Regions from separate parts of the Homo sapiens genome. Here regions 2, 3, 4 and 5 are each linked to region 1. A link is an interaction called in ENCODE POLR2A ChIA-PET data of the cell type or tissue named here. Cell type or tissue: GM12878. All regions are shown on one strand. Each heading gives the region's core, and the rest is flanking DNA. Links, peaks and the distances in the headings are about the cores only.

Region 1 (4,824 bases), core at 476-4,475:
TGCCAGAGATGGCACTGCTCATTCTTATTATAATACTCTACAAGGTGATATTATAATATTCCACAAGGTGAGTGACAAACAGTTCCCATTCCTAAGCTGGACAAGGTAGGCTGGACTGGATCCTTGAATGTTAGGCTTCTGAGAATGGCTTTCTTGAGGGTGGCAGGTGGGCCATTGCAATAGCTTTCCTCCCTCCTTTTCCTTCTGAGCCATGGCCTCTTAACTTCTTACTTCTCTCCCTGCCCTCATCTCTGCAGAGAAGCTAAATCCTGGCTCTTTAAATAGGATGGCTCCTTTAGGAAGACAGGCCTAGAGGACATTCAGTGAGAAACTTCCCACCGGGGATGCAAGGTCAAGTGGGAAAGCAAGGGAGGGGTAGTGCAGGCAGAGTGTGGCTGGGAAGCTTCACTCCTCTGCTCGCCAGCCTTGTGACAACTCTGCCTCACTCCCCTCTTTTGAAAACGAGGGTAAAAGTTACCCTAAAGGGTGTTTGTGTGGACTGCAGGAGTTAACATACATCAAGAGGTGGGCACCGTGTCTGGTAAACAGAAAGTGCTCTCTTGACAGAATGGCAAGGATTGATACTTGCTGAACCGGATAAAGTAGTGGAGTTAAGGAAGGAAATAAATAGCCTTAGGGTGTGTGCAGCCATTTTTTGCTTTTGGAAAAATTTGCTTTTGGAAAAGCAAAAATAAACAAGGAGGACTCCAGGGCTCTGCTTAATTCAAATATTCAGAGCCAGCTTACTTTCTTTCTACTTCGTTTTTGGTAAAAGAAAAAAAGGAGGGATGCCCCATAACATATATTTTTAATGCAGAAATTTTTTCTTAATACAGAAAGAAACTTTGTTGTTTCTAGCTATAAAAAGACTTCATACTTATTGTTAAAAAACAACAGGCAAAAGACAAAACCAAACCAATCTTATCAGTACTCCTACTCCAGGTACCACAGTTAACACATTAGTGACTATTTTAGAACCTTTCTTTGTGTATATATGTATCCATACATATTTCATCTTGTGCATTAAAATGACACCATAATTTACATACTTTTTCACTCTGTTTTCTTCAACAAAGTAGTTTTGTTATGTAATATCCCCATATTAATAAACAGTTATCAGCAATATAATTTTCAGTAGTTGCATTGTAGTTCATGGCTGTGTGAAAACTACCCAACCATCAGTATTGTTGGACATTTAAATTATTTCTCTTACTATAGTAAATAATACAGGGGTAAAAATCCACTCACTGTTGCATAGACCTCTCATTAATTCCTTCTGATAAATACTAGGGGTGCAGTGGCTGAGTCAAAATATAAGCCCATCATAAGGCTTACAACACGTATTGCCAGAAAGGTCGCACTCCTTTATAATCCCACCCCCAGTGGGGCAATTTGGCCTCACACACGTTCCTTCCCTCCTCTCCCCTTTTTCAGTCTCTTGAGTATATGGATTTTGTTGCCTCTGTCCAATGAACTCATCAAGACTTGCTAAGGCAAAAATGGGGCAGATCCAGTCTAGGTTCAAACCATCCCTCCAAAAGAAATGAAAGCTCTAAGAGGGGACTTCTCTGAACCACTGCAGTGTTTCAGAACAAGGGGGCCGATGAGAGACAGGAGGGTAGATTTGTTCTCCCTTAGCCTCTTCTCCTGAATTAAGAATTACTGGCTTCCCCCAGTCCATCAGTCAGCAAGCTGAGTCTGAACACTGAATTATAGCAAGGGAATGAATGAGCTTTTATATAGTAGATACACACATGCTGCACACACACAGGCACACAGACCCCCACCCACGGCACCTCCAGCTGTGATGCTGGAGACACTCTGGCAGGTAAAATGTCCCTCCATAACCCTCAGGGAATCACCAGGGAATGCTCCTTATACATGTTTTTACGGGAGAGACAAAAGGATAAGCAATAATACATTAATTCAGGTTAGGGGGAGGCCTGAATATTTGTAATGAGTATTTCAGCTAGTCCAAAAGAGGCATTCTCTACCCCCTAATGGGCAGGAAGGGACAGCTGGCATTTCAGACTTGGCAGATCCCTCCTGAAAGATCAATGTTGTCTCTGTATTGGATAGCCTGATCTGGTCCAAGGTTTATTTGTTGAAATAGATAATGTAATATTCAGACTGTCAGCATTTGCACACATACACTGCTTTCCCTTAACCCCTTTCCCCCATGAAACTTTCAGAATCTAAATACTTTACCCCTTTATTCAAGGGTCAGAGTTTCTGAACAGGGGCAAAGGGAACTTCAAACCATTTGGTTACCATGAGGAGAGGAAAGAAGGCAGGAGCATCAATCTTTAAAAACTACAGGTTATCCAAACTTCTACTGAAACTTAAGAAAATGGAGTCCTTCCCCAAGTCCCTTCTACTATATTCTCCACCAGCATCTCTGCCTGCTTAGGAGCACGACAGAGACAGGCGCAGAGACACTGCTGAGGAGCCACAGGACTCACACTGGTAGTCAGAGACCTACATCAGACACTAAGGAGTTGGTGGAGGAAGCCATTCCCCTGGTACGCCTTCGCCCATAACCAGAGGTAGGGGTGGCGTCCGAGGAGGCCCCGGGGGAATTTCCACTGGTGAATGCAGCTGCTGCTTTCTTGGCAACTCACAGTACGTGTGGGCAGGGAAGAGCTCAAGAAATGAGTTGCCTGCAAGCTGCTCCCCGGCACAGGATGGACTGTGGGTGAGTTTTGCAACTGTTCAGGATAAGGCCAACTCCCGGTGGGTTAGCACCAAAGCTGTGAGCTTTGTGTTCTTCCAGAATAGTAGCTGAGATGAGCTAATAGTACTAAGAGTTAACATTTACTGAAGGCTTATTACCAGGCAGGTCACGGAGCACACGGCTCTCATTATCTCCTCAATCCCCACGATAAGATCAGCAGGCAGGTCCTACCATTAGCCCCATTTCACAGGTGAGGAGACCATGTATATGAATTTGGCATTCTGAGGAATCACAGAAAACCTTCCAGGACATTTTAATCTGGCCCTATGCCAACCCACCTCTTGCCCCTCAGCTCTGTAAATATTTGGCAAAGCACTGTGTTTATACATCTTTTGTGAGATTATACTGCCACCAAGAACAGCCGAAATTCCCCTACAGGCCTTATCTAGGAAAGGAAATGAGGTTTTTTTTTCTTTTTTTTTTTTTTTTTTGCCACTTTTCATTTGCATGAGGCATAAGGAGAATAACCCTAAAACCAAAGCAGCTAACCCATTGTCAACGTGTTGCATTCAGACAGTCAACAAAGCCAGACAACCACGGGGCCTGCTGGGGCACTTCCCAACTGGTAGCACCAACTTTCCAAAGGATCTATGTCACACAGGATTAGGAGGACTACAATAAAACCAATGACTGTACCCTAAAAATTAATTTTCTTGACAGGATTTATGGAGATGACTATTTACATGGGGCTTGATTTTGAGAATTGGGTGGATAACGACAGAGTGACTGTTTACTTAAGAGAACTGGCATGGCCAGGCCACCACACACATAGAGCAAGGGATTTGTCTTTATAGCCAGGAAATTTCAGGGCTATGAGTATATAAAAATCAATTGTTATGTGAATTATCTCCTAGGCCAATTAGCTAGAGTAGACAATAAATGATCTTGTGCATCTTCCATGTTAATGACAGGGTTTGGGTAAAGGAGTTCATAGCTTATCAACAAACCAAGTTTTATTGTTTTTTTAAACTAAAACGGATTCACTTAACAAATATTTAGGAAGCATCAGAGCCAGGTCTTGTCCTAAGTGCTGAGAATCCTGTGATACACAAGACAGGACAGGCCTTACTCTCATGGAGCTTAGTGTCATGAGGAGAGACAAACGAGTGAAATACCGGGCAAGAACATTTCAGAGGGAAACCTATGGAGTTTCCCAGTTCATCATCTGCAAGCCACTCTTCAGCAGATGATGAACTGTGGATGAGTTTTGCAACTGTTCAAGATAAGGCCAACTCCCAGTGGGTTAGCACCAAAGCCGAGTGCTTTGTGTTCCTCCAGAATAGTAGCTGAGATGAGTTAACAGTAGTAAGAGTAGTAAGAGTTGTCAACTCTTACTACTATTAGGGAAATAACACAGAGTGATGTGGTAGACAGTGATGGGTGTGGGGACAGAAGGGTCAGGGCAGGCTATAGCATGTAAGGATCAGGGAAGAACCTTCTGAGGCAGCAGGAGCAGGTGCTGCTAAGGCCTCACAGCGAGAATGGATGTGCTTTGTACGGGGACAAGAATAAGCACAGGAGCGTACAAGCCAGGGAGGCAGCCGTGTCAGGGGAAGTCGGAGAGGTTAGTTAAGTCAGGTAAACAATGGCTGACCATGTAGACCATGAGAAACAGTTTAGATTTTATTCTATGTGCAGCTCTAAGCCACTGGGGGGTTTTAAACAAATTCCTGAATCGGAGGCATTGCTAAACCTGTAACATAGTTAAAGAATTAAAAAACAAAAACAAAACAAAAAGTCCTTAACATCTCAAAGACACTGGCATCTCCAAAGTGCGGAGCTAAAGTTCCTCTTTTTGCAAAATGAATTGTCCAGAAATCTATTCCGGTGTAATTCATTTGTTTACTCATTCATGTCACGTATAAATAAATGTTTGTCACTCTGTTCCAGCCACTGTGCTTGGCACTGAGGAGATACAACTGGGAAGACAGGTATGGCCCACAGAGAATGAGACAAATAACCAGGTGATGACAACACACTGATAAGTGCCCCACTGGGGATGATGCTTCCCTAACACGCGAGAGTTCTCCCATCAAGTTTAGGGAGCATGGAGGAGGAAGGTGTAAGGAGGGGGAAGCAGGAAAGGCTTT
Region 2 (4,824 bases), core at 460-4,459, 130 kb after region 1:
TAGGCCAGTAGTAGCTACCAGAGTAAATAAATTCTAAAGGCTGAAAGGAACCCGGGAGAGACACAAGTTATCGACATAATAATACTGTGAAGATTCATGCTGGATTTAAATCTGATAGAGAATCTTTCTGCCCCTTTACAAGAGGCCTGACCCATGTAGCCAGAGATTCCAGTATACTTAGAGTAGCTTGCACCTAATCCCTATGTATTTTAATACCAGTAATATGACACCAGGACCTGGATGATGTAGTTGAAGAATGATCAGAAGCTGTAAATGGAAGACATAATGGAAAAGAGGACTGTGAAGTTATATAAATGGTGTCATATTCAGGGAAACATTTCCAATGCTCAATTTAGGTAATGTGCAATGTCTGATTCATTCTGCAAAATGCTACTCAAAGGCTGGAAAAAACCTAAGAAGTTAGAACTCCAATAATCAAAACTAGAAAGGCAAACTTGTTTTTCTCTATCCCTCCAACATCCTCCTCCCCTCAAAAAAAAAAAAAAAAAAAAAAAAGACTTCTGAAGTTTCTGTCCTCTGCTGTAAATTCAATGTGGTAGAAAGGCCCTTAGCAATCCCTATTTGTTTCCTTTTTATTCCGTGTTAGAATCTCATGAGTATGTTATGTGGCCAGTTTATGTGCAGAATACGAAGGGTTAGGTAATATTTATTTTGGGATACTGACTCTTCTTTGAAATAGAAAAATCTATTCTCTTCCCCTTAAAACTGAGACAAAAAAGACTTACTTGCTGCTTTGATGAAACTTCTTTGAAACTGGTACATCATGAGTGGTCCTGGAAGCATTCTGGAGGAAAAGGAGATAGGCTAGTCAGCTTAATAATAAGAATAATCATATTCTCTCTAAATAGCAGCCTAGAGACTGACAAACTGTAATACATTTCTCGAAGACAAAGATCACAGGGAAACAATAACAATGTAGTTTCCCTATTGCAAGCGTTCTGAGATTTCACCCAAAATGTTTATTCTCTCTCTTTCTTAAATGAATAGACACAACTATGTTTCATTGTCAACACTAAAATAGTGCTAATGCAAGAGTCTAACACAAACTAAGAGATTTCCTTTTCAGTCAGTGACTCATCTATCAACAACAGCATTTTAAGATGTGTCTGAGAAACAGGCAACTAACTACATATTTGCAAGTCTTGATCTTCCCAGCGGCTTGTTGTTAGAATCAATTCATCTAGAAACACTATAAAAGATTTTTGTAGGTGTTGTGGTGGTGAATTCACTATGGAGTATTGCTCCAGAATGCTAGAACCCCTAACATTAGGTATGATATAAACAAATTTTACCTGCTGGGGTATGAGTATGTTTAACCATAAACTTGAGGGTTTTTTCCTGATAGTTCAAATAAGAAACTTCTCAATAGGACTATACATTATTCTTGGCTCAGATTTTATTCTCATTGGGTCCCTTAATTCGACTCCTAGTTTTAGTTAACACTTACATTATATCTTACTCTTGACTCTAATTACCCAATAGCCAATAAAATCTACATCAGCAATTCCTTTTCTGTGGCCTCCTTCCTTTGCTTTCCAGCCAATTCCATCTTCAAAAAATCTGCACAGAGACTTATGCTATTTCTGATGACCATTCCCCTCTCCTTTTAAGACTAGGTCCCACCTTTTTTGGTAAGAACTATGGTATTCCTGTCCTTCAAGTCCAGCATAAATATTTTGGTCTATTCATGAAACTAAGATGCAGGCAGCTGGTCAATAACCCAACCTTTAATAATGAAAGGAGGCATAGAGAGGGTACAGTAGTATCATATATAAATGATACAAGGAAAATAGTCTCTGCAGAGAAATAATATTGTCCAGTGTAAGGGAAGGAGTCAAAAAGGAGTTCCATTAAGTTCTCATTTTTAAGAACCATTGTCAGCAATGTACTCTGTGTAAAGTATGAAACTATCAAAATACATGAGGTATGTAATCATGCATTCTTAACAGAAGATGATTCATGATTCCTTGTGTTCTTAACAGATTATTCAGGGACTTCGGGGAAGACCCCATTTTAGGTTCTGTTCATGGCTAATTATCACAATACTTCTCATATAGAACAAAGTTTCCTAAATCACTCAGGGTGTCACTGCACAAAGGCAACCCATCAACTATGGATGATTTACGATTGGTTTGACCAGCTGAGCTAAACGCACCCACACAGAAGCTGTTTCCACATCTCAAACACCCACCCGACAGCTCTCCGGAGTCTGAAAATAAAACTGCTTTCTTCCTGATTGCATGATAACTAGCTGGCACTCTGCCTTGCAAATGGAAAGTCCCTACCTTAGGTAGGTCTTCAGAGCACTAGTGATGGTCTTTATCTCCCATTCAGCACAGATATCTGTTTCTGTCTCAGAAGCAGTCTTGGGGTCTAAAATGAAGAAAAGACAATACATAAAGCACAGCATAAAATGGAACTAATAAATAAGCACACATAAAGGCATCCAATCTTGCTAGTAACTAGAGAAATGCAAAGTAAAACAAAAATGACAAGTATTTTTTTTACCTATTAAATTAGGAAAATGTCTAAAAATTCCAATATCTCTTGCTGGCAAGAATGCAGTGAAACTGATCCTCTCCTATCCTGCTGGCAGCAGGAGAGACAAATGCAAGAGTTTTGAGAAGCAATTTGGTAATATGTATCAAAGTCTTAAAAACGTTTATACCCTTTGAACCAGTAATCTCATTTCTCACAGTCTATCCTCAGAAAATAAGATAAGGCACGAGAAAAGTTACAGACCCCAGAAACGTTCAGCACACACTCTTCTTTGCAAAAGCAGAAAAAACAACAAAAAAAGGAGACAACCTAAATGTCCAACGATAGAAGAATGATTAAGTGAATTACCGTATGTCTACCTGATGGAATATTACCTCGCCGATTTATATGACAACGATGACTGTAAAGCAACATGGAAAATGCCTGCATTATATAATGTCAAATAAAAAAAAACAAGATATGTCTATGAGAAACTTTTTCTATGAACTTTTTATATGAACAAGGCTGAAAGGAAATACTCTAAATTAGTGGTTGGGTTAAAGTGGTGGACTGTGGTATGATTTTATTCCATTACTTTTGTATTTTTAAAAAAATTGCTTTAAGCTCAAATGTGCAATGAGAACCACCATATCAGCTCTGACAATTTCTTTTGTCTCTTCTTGCATGGACTTTTAAACAAATCAGTATATTTTAAACAAGCATGTATGATAAAAGAACAGGAGAGATAATTCTTATAATCTTCCTGAGTAGCACACAAGGAGGTGAGAAGAAGAGGCAGAGGTTGGGGAGTGTAATTGCTTCACAGATCCCCATCCTGTCCCTGGTGAGGCAGGCCAGGTCATACACATACTGGTGGGAGGGTCACAGAGTCTTTTTCAGTGCACAGGAGGGAGAATCCAGCTCCCTCATACTGGCTAAAGACTAGTTCTTTGCCACCAGCTCCCAGTCCTTTTTTTTTCTGCATAGCACCTCATTTTGAGTTGGAGAGCAACCCTTTTCTTACTTTTTCCAGGGGTGGAGAATGAGATTCAGGACAGACTGGCCAAAAGTATATCAACTCTCTGGACTCAGTGCCTGGATGAGGGATGGCCCAAGACCTAAGCCTGCCCAATCAGAGTAACTCTCCAGGACTCACGAACAGATATTTGCTGTTTGCTGGGCTTGCACTAGGAGGTTATGTAACTGCCAGGTGCCACCACACAGAGCCTGAAAGTCCGACAACCCAGAGACAAGATAAGCAGAAATGGTGGATCCTGAACCCTTGTATTTGCCTCTCCTTCTTATCATATGAGCCAGTAAATTCCTTTTTCCCCTTAAGCCAGGTGAGGTCAGGATTTCCGTCTTTTTACAATGCAAAGAGATCTAAATGATGCACCAGGTAAAGGGAGGCAGCCACCAGACTGCATCTTTCTGAAGAGTCTCCAAGAATAATTCTGGGACATCAATGAAGAAAGCTGTTCCTCCTGCAGGACCAACAGCCTTTCAGCTGGAAAAAAAATAAGTCAGAGGTGGGCAGAAGACATTTTCTATTTCCTGGGAAAGAAACCACTTTCATCCAAATAGAAAGAGGCCAAATACTCATGAATGGCTTCAGGATTTAGCCTATCATCACCAGGTAGGGGCACAAATCCAGCTGGTATCTACTGCTCTCCGTGTGTTCCCCTGACACATACTGGGTTATGAGAGAGGAAAGGGTCCCCAGCTCAGAAACATGTGGCTCTCAAAGGCACAGTACCTGTATGATGTTTGCAGGTGACACTGAGCAATAAAATGAAGTCTTTCCTGTCACATGAAACAAACAAGGAAAAACCTAAAGAGCATAATTTTTTTTTCTTTTTTTTTTTCAGACAGAGTCTCACTCTGTCACCAGGCTGGAGTGCAGTGGCGCAGTCTTGGCTCACTGCAACCTCCACCTCCTGGGTTCAAGCGATTCTCCTGCCTCAGCCTCCCAAGTAGCTGGGATTACAGGCATGTGCCACCATGCCCAGCTAATTTTTGTATTTTTAGTAGAAATGGGGTTTCACCATATTGGCCAGGCTGGTCTTGAACTCCTGACCTCGAGATCCGCCCGCCTCGGCCTCCTAAAGTGCTGGGATTACAGGCATGAGCCACCGCGCCTGGCCCAAGAGCATAATTTTATTTCTGGGGCTACAGAACAGTAAATTCCATAGAGTTCTATCACAGCAAATTTCTGAAAAGTTCACAAAATGTGATTTTCCCAGTATCCAAAATGTCTGCCACTTTAATTTGTGTCTTTGCCATCTTGCACTCCCTGAATGGCTTTTTCCTGCAGAAGAGTATGTA
Region 3 (4,824 bases), core at 276-4,275, 110 kb after region 1:
TATTCTGTTCCATTGGTCTATAGGCCTGCTTTTATGCCAGTACCATGCCGCTTTGGTTACTACAGCTTTGTAGTATATTTTGAGGTTGGGTAGTGTGATACCACTAGCTTTGTTCTTTCTTAGGACTGCTTTTGCTATTCACGGTCTTTTGTGGTCCCATATAAGTTTTAGGACTTTTTATTTCTATGTTTGTGAAGAATGTCCCTGTTTTTTTGTTGTTTTTTTTTCTGCGATAGTGTCAAGATCTGTCACCCAGGCTGGAGTGCAGTGGCACAATCTTGGCTCACTGCAACCTCCGCGTCCCCAGTTTAAGTGATTCTCCTGCCTCAGCCTCCCAAGAGTAGCTGGGACTACAGGTGCACACCACCATGCCCGGCTAATTTTTGTATTTTTAGTAGAAATGGAGCTTCACCATATTAGCCAGGCCGGTCTGGAACTCCTGACCTCAGGTGATCCATCCATCTCGGCCTCCCAAAGTGCTGGGATTATAGGCATAAGCCCCTTCACCTGGCCTGTCCTTGGTATTTCGATAGGGATTGCACTGAATCTGTAGATTGCTTTGGGTAGTGCTGTCCTGTTAACAATATAAATTTTTCTGATCCATGAGCATGGGGTGTCTTTCCATTTGTTTGTATTCTCTTCAATTTCTGTCATCAGTGTTTTGTAGTTTCTCTTGTAGAAGTTTTCAATCGTCTTAGTTAAATTTATGCGTAGGTATGTGCCTATTTATGTCAAGAGTCACTATATATTAATAACATAACAAAGAAGGGATAATCTACATGTTTGCCAGTGTTCTTTGCTTCATTAACAATCTGGTTAGGGCTGGGGAGAATGACCTTGTAGGACAGACAACATTTGGAAGGGAAGCTCATAACTAGGTAGCATGCAAAGCAGTTTAAGTGGCAGTTCTATTATGAAGGGAAATGTAGTTCTTAAAGTAGCAAAATGGCAAGATTATCTTTTAATACAGAGAACAAGAAAACCTGACTAACCACCTAGCCTGAGAGACATATTTGACATGGGAACCCCCCCACATTTGCCTGGTGACTTAAAAAAAACAGGTTTAAATGTGCTGGATTCTGAGGACTGGTGAACCAAGAAGCTACCATCGGCACTCCACCAAACACCACTGGAGACAATTCTGGGCCCAGGGGACATCTGAAGACATGCTGTGAAGGGAGCCCAGGCCTTTGGGAAGTGCTAGCTCCCAAAAAAACAGAATCAGGCTTCTGGGGAACCAAGCTGTGTAACCAAGTATTAGGAAAATATCTGAATGCTGTTTGCTGTTTTGTATTTATTATGATGATGGTCTTATCTTCCACATAATGATGCATAATAGGGCTATTGAGGCACTTACAAGATCCATCACAGAGTTAAAATTTGTAACAAGACCTGAAACTTCTAATATAAAACAGGAATTCTCTAAGGCAAAAAACTGAATTTCAGCAAGCACAACTCCTATAAACAGCTGACATTTTTACTTGTTTGGCATCTTTTGAATGATGGCATCCAATTTTTCCTTGGAAAATTTCCAGTTGGATGTCTTTCTCCCATTACATGTGGTCCTATCAAGAAAGACAGGTGAGTCCCCAACTACCGCCTTAGTACAGATGTGGGGACCTTACCCAGGAGAGACCATTATAACTCTTTTTACTAGGAATGTTAACCTGCAGCAGATTCACAAGGGGACAAAGGTAGTTGGAACTGAGACATCATAAAGGTAGTGCTTGAAAAGGGCTACCCATGAGTTACCTGGATATTTTCCACTCATTCACTTATTCAACAAATATTTATTGAGCAGTGCAGGCACTGATCTAGTTGCTAAGGATACAGTAGTGTAGAGCAGACAGCAATTGCCAACCTCGTGGAGCTTACATTTCGGGGAGAAGAAAACAACGAGTAAACAAATCAAATATATAGTATATTAGATACTGACATGGTTATGGGAAAAAATTAAGCAATTCTAGTAGGTAGGGAGTGAAGGAGCTGGAGACTGCAATCTTAAAACAATCGAGGAAGACCTCATTGGGAAGGAGAGAGGATGGCAGGAGGGGAGATGAGGTCTGAGGCCTGAAGGACAGAGTCCTGGGGCATAGCAAACAGGACTGAGAAGCAGAAGTCAAGGAGGCAGGAGGAAAACCAGGAGAGTATGGTGTCCTGGAAGCCAAGTGAAGAAAGCTTATCAAGGAGGAGAGAGTGGGAATCTGTGTTAAATCCTTCAGAGCAATTAAGGAAGGGAACACTGAAATTGATTCAGCAACATGAGGTCATCAGCAATACTGATAATGAGGCATTTCAGTGGACTAGTGTGCATAAAAAGCCTGAGGTTCAAGAAAGAATGAGTGGGAAGAGAGGATTTGGGAACAGCAAGCACAGACAACTATTTGAGTTCTTCTGGGAAAAGCACAGAAAAATGGGATAGTACCTAAAAGGGGATATGGGATTGAGAAAGATTCTTTGTAGTTGTTGCTTTTTCCTTTCTCATGTTTCAAAGGATTGCATAAATTACAACATGCTTATGTGCTGATGGGAAAGATTTAGTAGAGACAGAAAAGTTAATGGCGTAGAAGAAAGAGGGAGAAACTACTCAAGCACCCAAGTCCTTACAGATCCAACGGGGAGTCAATCGGCTCTAGTGTCCCAGGAAAGGGAATGCCTTTAGGTAGGAGCACTGGGTTCCCCTGTCGCACAGGAGAGATGGCAGAAACATAGGCACAGGTGTGGATATTGTGGTGGTAGCTTGCAGAAGTTCTCTTCTGATTGTATCTATTTTCTCTGTGGAATGAAAAGCAACATCTGAGATGATCATCTAGAAGAGAAGAAATGGCCTAGAGAAATGTAGTAGGATGCCAGGTACCACAAGCGCCCTTGAGGTTGCTTTGCGATGTCTGATGGTTCAATTCTACTTTCCATTACGTGATTGACCCAGGAGCCTTTCAATAAATTTTATTCCTTTTATTTTTTATTTTATTTCTTGAGACAAGGTGTTGCTCTCTCACCCAGGCTGAAGTGTAGTGGCATGGTCTTGGCTCACTGCAACCTCTGCCTCCCTGGGCTCAAGCGATTCTCGTACCTCAGCCTCCCAAGTAGCTGGGACTACAGGCAAATGCCACCACACCCAGGTAATTTTTGTATTTTTAGTAGAGATGGGGTTTCACCATGTTGGCCAGGCTGGTCTCGAACTCCCGGCCTCAAGTGATCTGCCTGCTTTGGCCTCCCCAAGTGCTGGAATTACAGGCATGAGCCACTGCTCTTGGACCCTGTTTTTATGTTTTAAATTAACCACAGTTGACATCTGTTGCTTACAGCCAAAGAACTAATATACAAACTGATTTTTGAGGCCTAGGGTGCCCCATTTTCTCATGGAATATCTGACTTTAATAAAATAGTGACCCTATTCTACCCAATTCTAGGCATCTCCAAGTACATAGCAAGACCTGCTTGCAATACACCAACAAGACCCAACATTTTGTGTTCCTTTACCGCCTACTGAAGAGAATCAAGAATAGTGACTTATAATACCAAATTGGAAACACGAAATAAATCAGGATGCTAAACTGCTGGAAGAAAAACTTTCCTGTGTATGTGTGGAAGCAGAAAAGACTGATACCAAAATTCAAACCCCCTGAACTTTTGTTCAAGCCCTTTCTTGGACTGAAACTGCAAAAGTGAAAAAATATCTACCAAAACAGAATGAAGCTGAATATAGGCATGACCTTCTTTAGAGTATAGATTAATACTTCAATACAGATTTCAGTAACTCGGGAAAGGAAATCCATGTGAAGACTGCTCCCAGGGGGAAACTGGAAGGTCAAGAGGGCCGTTTTCACAGTGGATGGTCATGTTTAATCTGGGAATGACATCTGAGAGGGCAGTCAAACTGAGTAAAACAGAAGGAAAGTCAGACTCCCCCACAAAGGGAAACATCTCAAAGATCACAAAGATGAGTGGAAATTTCCAGACCACGCAGACAAAGATGAGTCTTCATGATATAACGCGCCATCCCCCTCCAGGAAATTAAGAGTTATTAAACTCTAGCAAAGACAGCTGCATCGGAGATGAAATCAGCCTTGCGACACCAAGAAGCAGAAGCGGGAGGGGGAGGGGCAGAGGAGGGGGAGGGGGAGGTAACCTCCATGGAAATCAGCCCTACGTGGCTTGTTCCTTCAAACAGGTGCACCACCCCACAGAGCATTTGAATCACGAAGAGCCCTGATATTCACAGGGAAGTGTGAGACTTGCAATAAGGTAGGACCTGAAACCAGATATGAACAGCTCTTTCTCCCAGCTGCCCCTGTGCTGGCTCATCTTCTGCTAGGAAGGGAGAGATGCTCAGCCCTTTGGGCCAAATGCACACAAACTGCTAAGCAAACACAAGCAAGGCAAAAATAAACACATGCACACACAGAAATCTCCCAAGTGGACAAGAGCTGTGTGTGCTATGTTTTCAGCATCCAGCCCTCAGGGTTTTGCTTGCCAATAACAAAACTATGAAGAAAGCCCCATCTAGTCAGCAAGAATGACTTATTTTGGTTTCAACAACTGCCCCAATTTCCCATACCCTAAAACCAGCTCTATCATCTTCTTTCTCCCGTTCCCGGATTTCTCCAACAGATTGTAGAAATTAACATTTATGGAAGGTGTATTATGTGCCAGGCACTCTTCTAAGAACTTTGTGTAGATTAATTTAATCTGCACAACTCTAAAAGGGTGGGCACTATTACTGTATTACTTTAGGTTTTCCAGAAAGAAGAGACTTGAAGTATAGTCACGCATCGCTTAACAATGGAGATATGCTGAGAAATATGTCATTAGGCAATTTCA
Region 4 (4,824 bases), core at 287-4,286, 800 kb before region 1:
CAAGTTCAAAGTTTTAAATAAAGATTTTAGAAGTGGTACTGTTTCTGGTAATGGAAACATCTAGAAGTGGCTGTGTGGATGGGTAGCTGAGGTGAAGTGGAGAATTGATCATTTAACCTAATGAACTGAGAAGCCAAAATGTCAGGTGGGTCATCATGTGGATGCTGAAGTCATCAGTCATGATAACAGAGAAGTTATGGAGAAGAAGAGACACATCAGGTGTGCAGGACACTGGTGACTGGTAAGGAAGAGTGACAAGAAGTTAAGGAGCTCACAGGAGGAGTCTGAACGTTTTGGTGCCATGACTTTTCAATACTGAGACAAGGTCTTGATTTGGCGAGTAAGAGGGGCACATGAGGGCCCTAAAGACCTGGGTAGTGTGAGAGTGCAACTTAGGATTGTGGGTCAAGTCAGAATGCAGGAAGGAGAGGGGAGAGGTCACAGAAAACAAACTTGTCTACATTTCAATGGATTTCTGTGGACCAGCAGACGAACAGTTTAATCAGTGTGTGTGTGTGTGTGTGTGTGTGTGTGCATGCAAGCACACAAAGGTACTTCTACAGATAGCAGAACACATAAGATGGAACTCAATAGTTCACTAGATAGCAAGAGCTTATTCAAAAATCCCATCCTCAGAACTTCTGCCTCAAAGCAATGGTACAGTTCCCCAAAGACGGTAAAAATGGACGAGAACAGCCTTCCTCAGATGCCGGAATTTGAACATTGGAGGGTTTCTGAGTCTGAGCCCAGCTTGTGGCCTTCATCTGCAAAGAAATTTCTTTGCCGTCAGCATCTTTGCATGGTGCCAAGAGGCATCCGTGTCAACCCACATTCATGAAATAAGAAAAAAACGTGGTGATCTAAAAGCAAGATGTGGTCACTGCTTGGGAGCCTTCAACCAGAAAATAAGAGCCCAGTAAAAATTCTTAAGTAAGGAGAGGGACAGGGCCTCTGTATTACACTTAGTGTGAAATGCTTCCAGCACAAAGGATAATTCAGAGAAGTATATACTTCCAAATACACGAAGAAAAGTTGGGGTAGAGGCTTTCTAGACTCTGGAAAAGTTAGCCAAAAATTCACTTTGGAGAAACTGCTTAAAGGTTCAATTAGGAACAATCTGGATAATATGGTTTGTATTATCACCAAGCTTGGTTTTATCAATTCTGTTCAAACTGTCAGGTATCACCTTGTCAGTCAAGGGCAGACGTAAAGTACCAGCCCAACTTTTCTTAGGAAAATAACCCACAAGATTGTTATGTCTACTATATTTGGGAATGGGTGTTTGGGGTGTGCTTCTCTACTGCTAATCACTTCAGTTCATTTATCAAAGGAGCACTCAAACTAGGTGACATGTAGACAAAACAACTGGTTAATTTCACTTTTTGCTCCACATTTGTGGCAGGCCAAGGAGAAGTTCAGTTGTTTGGGTTGCTTGAAAATATATCGTCAACATAAAAGTTCCCAATATTGATTCCCATATATCAGATGAATGGTTGAGCTAGAAGATCTTTTACATCCTACTCAGCTCCCAAATTCTAGGATTCTGATTTATTGCAACCCTATGGCGTAAACTTGCACATTTTTGCAAATGGAAGGGGAGGCAGTTAGGCTAGTAAGTATGACTTTAAATTGAGAATAAGTAAAGCGCTTGGATTGTCTCAGTTGAGTATGAGTGGAGAAGACAGATCCAAGATTATAGGGTTATTGTGGTCATTAAATAAGATGCTGTATGCAGAAACTGAGGCCTAGAAAGAACTTGTGACTCTGTTGATAGGGAGCTGAAGCAGAACTCAAATCCAGATTTGCTGGGACCAAGGCCTATGTCTGAGTCAGGTTTTCAGCTCTAATCAACAGAATCCACTCTAACTAATTTATTAAATAGAAAAAATGATGTATTTATTTAAGATTGTTGGGTAATTCATGGGCATGGAGACTACATAAAGAGGAAAGAAAGTCCCCATTAAGCTTTTGACCACTGTAGCGGACACTTCACTGTTCTAATTGTCAGGCACATTCTTAGTCACCTGTTTTGCTGACAGGCCCTACCTAGACCCTCCCACTCTGCTGTGCCTGGAAGCTGGCCTCCTCAGTCATAGCTGCCTCACTGGAAGGAATTTCTCTCTGTGCCTGCTTCTTTGTGTCACTAGCTTCCAATCCAAGTCTCACATAGGAGCATCTGATTGACCAAGCCTAGGTCACTTGCCTGTGGTCCTACTGTAAGAGATGTTTAGAAAGTGAATTTCCACTGTCTGTCTTTGAGAAATGCAGATTCAGAAGGTGAGAAACTCTTTAAACACAGGCAGTGTGTTCAGAGGGTGCTGGAATTCCCCAAATAATGACAAATATCTTCTAAATATAGTGCTTCACATGCATAGAGCTGACAAATTACAAATAACTTTCATATTATTTTCACTGGATTATTTGAAGGGGAAAAATCCACAGTGAAAAAGATAGTAGTTCCCATTTTCCCAGAAGGAGAAACCATTTTTCAGGAGTGGAAGCTCCATGTAGATTAAGGACCAGACATAAGCTTCTCCACCTAATGAGGGCAGAGCTGTGTTTAGCCTCCTGGGTCAAAGGTTCTTGACTGATCACCATGGGCCTTCTCCTTACTTAGTAAGGATAGCATTAGCTGTTGATCTTTTACAAAGACTGTTTTTTTTTCTATTTTAATGCTATTCACCATTATTAAATAAAATTTATAAAATTCAGAAAAATTTGGGAGTAAAACAAAAATTCACCTGAAATTACCACTCAGAAATAACTACTGCTAATACATATTTTTATCATATAAATTGGGATCAAATTATATGAAGTGTCTGTCTTAACATGTTACCAGGGAACTTTCTGCATGTCATTAAAAGTCTTCCAAAACGTAATTTAAATGACTATATAATAATTTCACTATATATAACAATAATAATTTATTAACTATATATTTTATATGTAAATCTATATGGTATTTCTCACTGGAGTTTTGCTATTACAAATCACAGTGATAAATACCATTTTTACATAAGTTGTATCTATGTATATATAACAGACATCATATATATGTGTAAATACATATATACATATATGTGTATATATGTATATGTGTATTTATGAGATATATATGCATATAGACACACACACACACACACACATATATATATATATAATTGACTATTTTCTTAAGCTGGAATCTTAGAAATGCAATTCCTAGGTGTCAAATACTACAAACTGATTTGCTGTGTGTAGTTGTTTTCCCTGAAACTTCAGCAATGCTAGGTCAGCTTAATTTTAGTTATTTTGTAAATGACTTGCTTTTGTTTGTTTTTGTTTATTTTTGCCTGAGTATTTTTGTTGGATTTTTTTCATCTGAGTAACTAAAATGTTTGCTGATATTATCTACATGTGTCCTTTTTTCATGATTCTAAGGTGGTGGTTAAGAGCATTGGCCTGAAGCCAGACTACCTAGCAATGAGTCCCCGCTCTGCTATTTGCTTCTTTGACCTTAGGCAAGTTACCTAAGCTTTCCATGAGTCAATTTCCTTATTTGTAAAGTGAAGATCATAATTTTCTAAGGTTATGAGTGTTAATGAATAAAATATTTAGACAAATGCCCACATAGTAAATGCCCAATAACTCTTTCTTATTGCTATTACCCATTATTTTCTATTATGTTGATCCATTCTTCTCTCACCTATAACATTTTTCCTTCACCCAAAATTATTTTTTACCCTCATGCACAGCTCCAATTGTTCTAGCTTGCTCCTTAAGAATTTCTGTAACTCCTCCTTCTCCCTATATACCACCTTTTCTTTCATCCTTTTGTCTCTTTATATTTTTCTCTTGTATCCTCAGAGAGTATTTCCAAGAGAGTTCTTCACCCTAGTGATTCACCTCTTATACTGAACAGACAAGCCTTTTCTTCTGTCTCCAGTAAAAATTTTGATTACCTTATTATAATTTTAGTCTCCTTGCAACTCTTAATTATATTATCCAGCTTCCTTTTCATCTCGGCTCACTATCTTTTTACTTCATCCTGTTTTCATCTTGGTTTATTCTCTTGATAACTTTCTGCTCCTGTTTCATTAACAGCATACCCTCTAGCATCCTATTAATGATGTCACATAATATTCTAAAATTTTTTTCTAAGTTCTACATAAAATCTTTTTCAGAAATCTGTTCTTCCAAAACTTTAGGATGATTTTTGCTTTCTGTCATTCTGTAGTATTTCTTCATGGTCCCCTTGGTGGGTTTTAGGTCCTCTATACTCATCCTCTAAGCAAAAAGAGATCTTTGGGAACCTGGTATATGTCCATAAACAGGTTGTATAGATCTCCCTTGTCTATCATTATCCTTTTGAATGATGATCAAATTCTCTTCTAAATTCTTCTAGTGGTTGTTTCTAACTTGCAGCTCAGTTCTCAGTATCAACTAGCTATGCATATAGTGTGGCTCTGTTATATGGGATTAACATATGCACCCACATGAACTGCCAAATTTTTGATATTCTAAACTAATGCAGTATTTGGAAAACCATAGTTCCTAGCATGCATTGTTCCCAGGGTTTTCCTACCTTTGTGGGAGCCATATTTCCCACGATGCAATGTGACAGTCAGTCCCAACCATCCCTTTCCAGTCAGATATTTTATTCATATGGATATAGAGATATGGGGGCAAAGAGGATCTTCAAAAGTAGTTATGCATTAAAAGCTCACCAGTTTTCTATTTAGTGAAGATTCAGGGTCTTTGAATCATATGATAGGCAGTGATGGAATGACATTTTTTTTCCACCATCTATCCATAGTTGAGAAACCTGCTTTAGGAGGTAAAGTG
Region 5 (4,824 bases), core at 595-4,594, 87 kb after region 1:
TTGTGTGTTTATAATTTTGGACTTATCAGCAGAGGAACTTCACTTATGGAAATCCTAAATAACACAGGTTAAGTGCACACAGAGTGAGTATACAAGAGGTATCACTGAGTGACACTGCGAAAATGAATTTGAATGTGGTTACAAATTTCCTTACAGATGCCAGGCTGAGATAGAAAAATAAATTCCCTATTGAATCCCTGTGCTAGAAAGTAGATTTTTTATCTCGTCCATCCTTTCAATGATGGTGAGGCCTGTCAAGGATCCCTGATTAAGGTAGGGTCTCAGTTCCAACTTCTTCCACCCCACAAGTGGTCCCCATGTCTCACCCTCATTCTCACATGGTTTTGAAATCCAAGTTAACCAACACTGGCAATTCTATATTCCTCTACCTGTGCCCCCCACCTGCCCAGGGCAGCTATGTTGTCAGCTTAGGTCCTTACTTTCTGGGAATATAATTTTTTAGGGATATGTAAGTTTTGCTTAACTTACGCTATTTACTATGAATGAAGACTCAGCTTCTGCAAAGATAGATATCAAACTAAGTTAAAATTGGTATGTTTGCAAATTATTTTTGTCTGGTAGAGATGCAAATAACTTCTGTCCAGCAGAAAAGATAATCTCAAAAGTTGAGGTTTTATTGCCCTACAGAACATTAACCAGTTTTAAATCAAACTTTGTGACCTTTTTTCAGCATTGTGTCTTTCATTGGACATATAAACAAGCCTCTGCTGTCCTCTTTTGAAGCCACTTTCTATTTCTACTGGTAGCCTCATAGACCTTTGACGTGTTTATTCTATACTATACTTTCACAAAGTCATGTTTAAAAAATATTTTTAAAGTTATACTTTAACACTAACCCTATTTATTGAATGTTCATCAAGTTTAAGGCAATGTGTTAATTTCTTAATATGTGTTATACTATTAAATTCATTTTCTATGAGGGAGAAGTTATTACTCCAATTTGAAAGATGAAAAAACTGAGGCTCGGAGGAATTGAATACTTAGCAAGGTTGTCACCTAGCTAAGAAAGAACAGATCCATGATTCAAGTCCAATCTTCATGTTTTTTTCTCTTTGCAATATTATGGGCTGAATATTGTTTTCCTATCATGTCTACCCACTGTTGATAATATTATAAAGAATTGGTCTTTCTCTTTTCTAGATAAAATAATTCAGCTAATGTAGATTAAAATTACACTAGCTTTTGAGGGTAGATTGATCAATCTGTTGTTTCATGCTGACCTTACTGTCAATTAAACTTCCCATACTAATTATTCCCAAGAACTGGTTTTAAGTCAAACTTGAATTCACCATTAAGAGTAACATACTTGTACAAAATATAACAAAATTTAATTTAAAAATTAAAAAAATCACCTACGTTATTGTTAAAATGACATTGCGGAATTGTATGCTTAGAAGGAATTGGCTTTTTAAAATACCATTTAACAGTTATGCTATCCAATGTAAATATTAAAGAAGAATACATGGTCTGAACCCTAACATTAGAACTTATGGTCAAATATGTCAAGCACAGCTGTAGAACAAGAATTTAAAGGAGGCTTAAAATGAGAATTCTAAGCTTGAAACTCCAAATTATTTAATTAGGTTCTCAAGTAGAACAAAATTGAGGCAGCGCTATTATAAAGGAAGAGTTCTTCTGTATAGTAAAAACTGTATGGAATTCTGAGAAGATTCCAAGGCAGAACTACAACTTTTTAAAAATTGGAATTCTACAAATAATTCATTAAAAAAACCTCCAGACTTTTACAACCAATACAAAATATGTCCCACTGAACGTTGTCACCAAATGAAATATGTCAGAGACATCTGAATTAAAAAATCTTAGACATCAGTAGGTTGCGTGGGGTAATTTTCTTTTTTTTTTTTTTTTGAGTTGGAGTCTCGTTCTGTCACCCAGGCTGGCATGCAGTGGCGCAATCTTGGCTCACTGCAAGCTCCGCCTCCCAGGTTCATGCCATTCTCCTGCCTCAGCCTCCCGAGTAGCTGGGACTAAAGGTGCCTGCCACCACATCCAGCTAATTTTTTTTGTATTTTTAGTAGAGACGGGGTTTCACCGTGTTAGCCAGGGTGGTCTCAATCTCTTGACCTCATGATCCACCCGCCTCGACCTCCCAAAGTGCTGGGATTACAGGCGTGAGCCACCGCGCCCGGCCATTGCATAAGGCAATTTTCACATTAGCTCTGCTTCAACAGAATTTGTCAAATTCTCAGGAAGGTAAATGACGACTTCTATAGAATTAGGTAAAGTTACCTGAATGTACTCACAGGGAATTTCCCTCTGATTTGTACTTTACAGTCAGATATGCTCTTTTTTTTTTTTTTTTTTTTTTTCTTTTTTTTGAGACGGAGTCTCTCTCTGTTGCCCAGGCTGGAGTGCAGAGTACAGTGGTACAATCTCGGCTCACTGCAACCTCCACGTCCCAGGTTCAAGCGGTCCTCCTGCCTCAGCCGCCTCCCCTGCCCCACCCCAGATTACAGGCACGCACCACCATGCCCAGCTAATTTTTGTATTTTTAGTAGAGACGGGGTTTCGCCATGTCGGCCAGGCTGGTCTCAAACTCCTGACCTTAAAAGATCCTCCCGCATTGGTCTCCCAAAGAGCTGTGATTACACGCATGAGCCACCGCGCATGGTCTGTATTTGAGTCCAGAAAATGGAGATACATGTGATCCATCTGCCTTGGCCTCCCAAAGTGCTGGGATTACAGGCGTGAGCCACCGCACCCGGCCCAGACATGCTTCTTTTAAGAGGTGGCTAGAATGAGGATATTATGTTCTCTAGGCCATACAAAGCTATTTTGTGATTTTTATTTTCTTTAGGACAGTGGTTCTCTGTTGGTCCATTAACTACGGGGAGGTTTCCAACACCCTTCAGGGGTTCCATGAGATGCAAAAAAAAGATAAGTTGAACTGTGATGCTTCGCATGAATCTAGACAGTGGTACCAAGTTATACCAATAGTCATTGTATTCTTCACTGCTACACACTCACAGATTAAAAAAAAAAAAAGCCTAGCTTTACTTGATAAATGAGCAAAATTATTAATTTTATTTAATCCTGACCCTTTAGCACACCTTTTATATAATAACGAAGGAGGAAAGGTGCATAAAGCACCTCTGCTGCATACTGAAGTTGACTTGAGGGAAAGCAGTTGTGCGACTGAGTTGCAAGCTGAACCTCTTTTTTCATGAAACACCATGTAAACGTAAAAGAATAACTGACAGACAAAATATGGTTACTGACACTTGGGTATTTGGCAGACACTTTCTCAGAAATGAACCAAGTGAGTGTCTACTTTAAGGAAAACAGTAATATTTGTTGCAATGATAAAATTTATGCTTTCAAGAAAACGTCATAATTTTAGAAAATCTGGATCTGCACCACGAGCATGACAACTTCCCAATATTTAATGACTTTTTAAAATAAGTGGTGATATTAACAAATGTAATTTTTTGATGTTATATGATGTAATATGTTTGCATTGGAAGATCTGCATAACGCAGTTTACTAATATTTTCTAAATGAGCAATGTAGGCTAAGAAAAAATCATGCATAAGTAAAAGATCCACTCAAAGTACAAGGTAGGTCAATAGATCTTAATGTAACTGCATGTGAACAATTCACTAACATGATTTTATTTTTTCACATTGTAATAATTTTTTTAAAAAATTACCACTTGTTGAATGTTGGTAGAGTTTTAAAAAAAGAATATCCAAAATTATCTGAAAAGGCTACTAAAAATATTTCTTCCTTTTCCGACTATATGCATATGCTAGGACTGATTTTTGTATGACAATAGATTGAGTGAAGAAGAAGATATGAGGCCTGGAGCAGTGGCTCATGCCTATAATCCCAGCACTTTGGGAGGCTGAGGCAGGTGGATCACCTGAGGTCAGGAGTTTGAGACAGCCTGGCCAACATGGTGAAACCCCATCTCTACCAAAAATACAAAAATTAGCTGGGCATGGTGGCGGGTGCCTGTAATCCCTGCTACCCAGGAGGCTGAGGCATGACAACTGCTTGAACCCAGCTGGGAGGTGGAGGTTGCAGTGAGCCAAGATTGCAGCACAACACTCCAGCCTGAGAAAAAAAGAAGATATGATTTATCCAGTCATCTTCCATTAAGTCAGACATTAAGGAGATTTACAAAAATGTAAAATGTCATTTAATAAATTCATAAATAAAGCTTTAAAATTGTTTTAGTTTTAATTTCCAATACTGTAAAACATAAACAGATAGAATCCACATAGACAAAGGCTGTTGAAGTCCTTAATAAATTTTAAGAGCGTAAAGAGGTGCTGAGACAAAAAGGTTTAGAACTGCTGAGTTAAGAATATAGTATCTTGAACAGGGTTTCATTTGGGAGTGATGAAAATGTTTTGACTTAGAGGGAATGGTTGCATAATACTGTCAATGTACTAAATCCCATTGAATTGTATACTTTAAAATGGCTAATTTATGTTAAGTGAATTTCACCTCAATAAAAAAATTGTATGTGACTGTGTATATATGTTTTTATACATATATATTATATAGTAATATATAATGAATATATGAATATATCTAAAATGAATGTATATATGTAAGAATATATTATCTTAGAACCCATAAGTCAAAAGTCCAGGTGATATGGTACAATTTCCTTTCACAGAATTAAAACCAAGAGACATGAGTCTATTTATTGTTAGATATAAATTCTAAATTTCTTTTCAAATAATCAGTATGTCAGTATGTTCAATTCTTTGCCTTCTACTTTTAAACTTAACTTCCTCTTAAAGCAACCTTTTTTGATTACCTACTCCACCC

Evidence for each region. ChIA-PET counts read pairs that join two places held together with the same protein. Peaks named below come from ENCODE experiments on the same cell type or tissue, not always from the same donor. Only the 100,000 strongest peaks of a DNase experiment are listed, where the experiment ranks them.
Region 2: POLR2A ChIA-PET joins it to region 1 with 6 read pairs; 4 of 35 experiments call an interaction of 5 or more read pairs at or near these places.
Region 3: POLR2A ChIA-PET joins it to region 1 with 7 read pairs; 5 of 35 experiments call an interaction of 5 or more read pairs at or near these places.
Region 4: POLR2A ChIA-PET joins it to region 1 with 5 read pairs; 1 of 35 experiments calls an interaction of 5 or more read pairs at or near these places.
Region 5: POLR2A ChIA-PET joins it to region 1 with 5 read pairs; 4 of 35 experiments call an interaction of 5 or more read pairs at or near these places.

Annotation. Positions count from the first base shown.
Region 1 is chr5:143,181,415-143,186,238 of GRCh38, reverse strand. The region is part of intron 20 of ARHGAP26 (Rho GTPase activating protein 26); the gene reads right to left. Among named protein-coding and RNA genes, the nearest start is that of ARHGAP26-IT1, 8.7 kb to the left of the region's middle. RefSeq lists enhancers at 2,377-2,426, 2,747-2,906. In GM12878, for the core only: a CTCF peak has its summit at 3,072; DNase peaks (open chromatin) are centred at 2,708 and 3,188; H3K4me3 peaks cover 1,155 bases; H3K27ac peaks cover 3,108 bases.
Region 2 is chr5:143,052,009-143,056,832 of GRCh38, reverse strand. ARHGAP26 (Rho GTPase activating protein 26) reads right to left here. Exons shown (of 23, transcript NM_001135608.3): 15 at 2,307-2,394; 16 at 747-805. LOC124901097 (a long non-coding RNA gene) reads left to right here. Exons shown (of 2, transcript XR_007058979.1): 2 at 2,720-2,980. Among named protein-coding and RNA genes, the nearest start is that of ARHGAP26-IT1, 140 kb to the left of the region's middle. RefSeq lists an enhancer at 2,312-2,361. In GM12878, for the core only: no CTCF peak of the experiment used is centred there; a DNase peak (open chromatin) is centred at 2,192; H3K4me3 peaks cover 2,379 bases; H3K27ac peaks cover 3,382 bases.
Region 3 is chr5:143,066,317-143,071,140 of GRCh38, reverse strand. The region is part of intron 17 of ARHGAP26 (Rho GTPase activating protein 26); the gene reads right to left. Among named protein-coding and RNA genes, the nearest start is that of ARHGAP26-IT1, 120 kb to the left of the region's middle. In GM12878, for the core only: no CTCF peak of the experiment used is centred there; no DNase peak of the experiment used is centred there; H3K4me3 peaks cover 320 bases; H3K27ac peaks cover 1,329 bases.
Region 4 is chr5:143,976,705-143,981,528 of GRCh38, reverse strand. No RefSeq gene overlaps it. Among named protein-coding and RNA genes, the nearest start is that of HMHB1, 170 kb to the right of the region's middle. In GM12878, for the core only: no CTCF peak of the experiment used is centred there; a DNase peak (open chromatin) is centred at 2,303; H3K27ac peaks cover 494 bases.
Region 5 is chr5:143,094,888-143,099,711 of GRCh38, reverse strand. All of the region lies in intron 17 of ARHGAP26 (Rho GTPase activating protein 26), which reads right to left. Among named protein-coding and RNA genes, the nearest start is that of ARHGAP26-IT1, 95 kb to the left of the region's middle. In GM12878, for the core only: no CTCF peak of the experiment used is centred there; no DNase peak of the experiment used is centred there.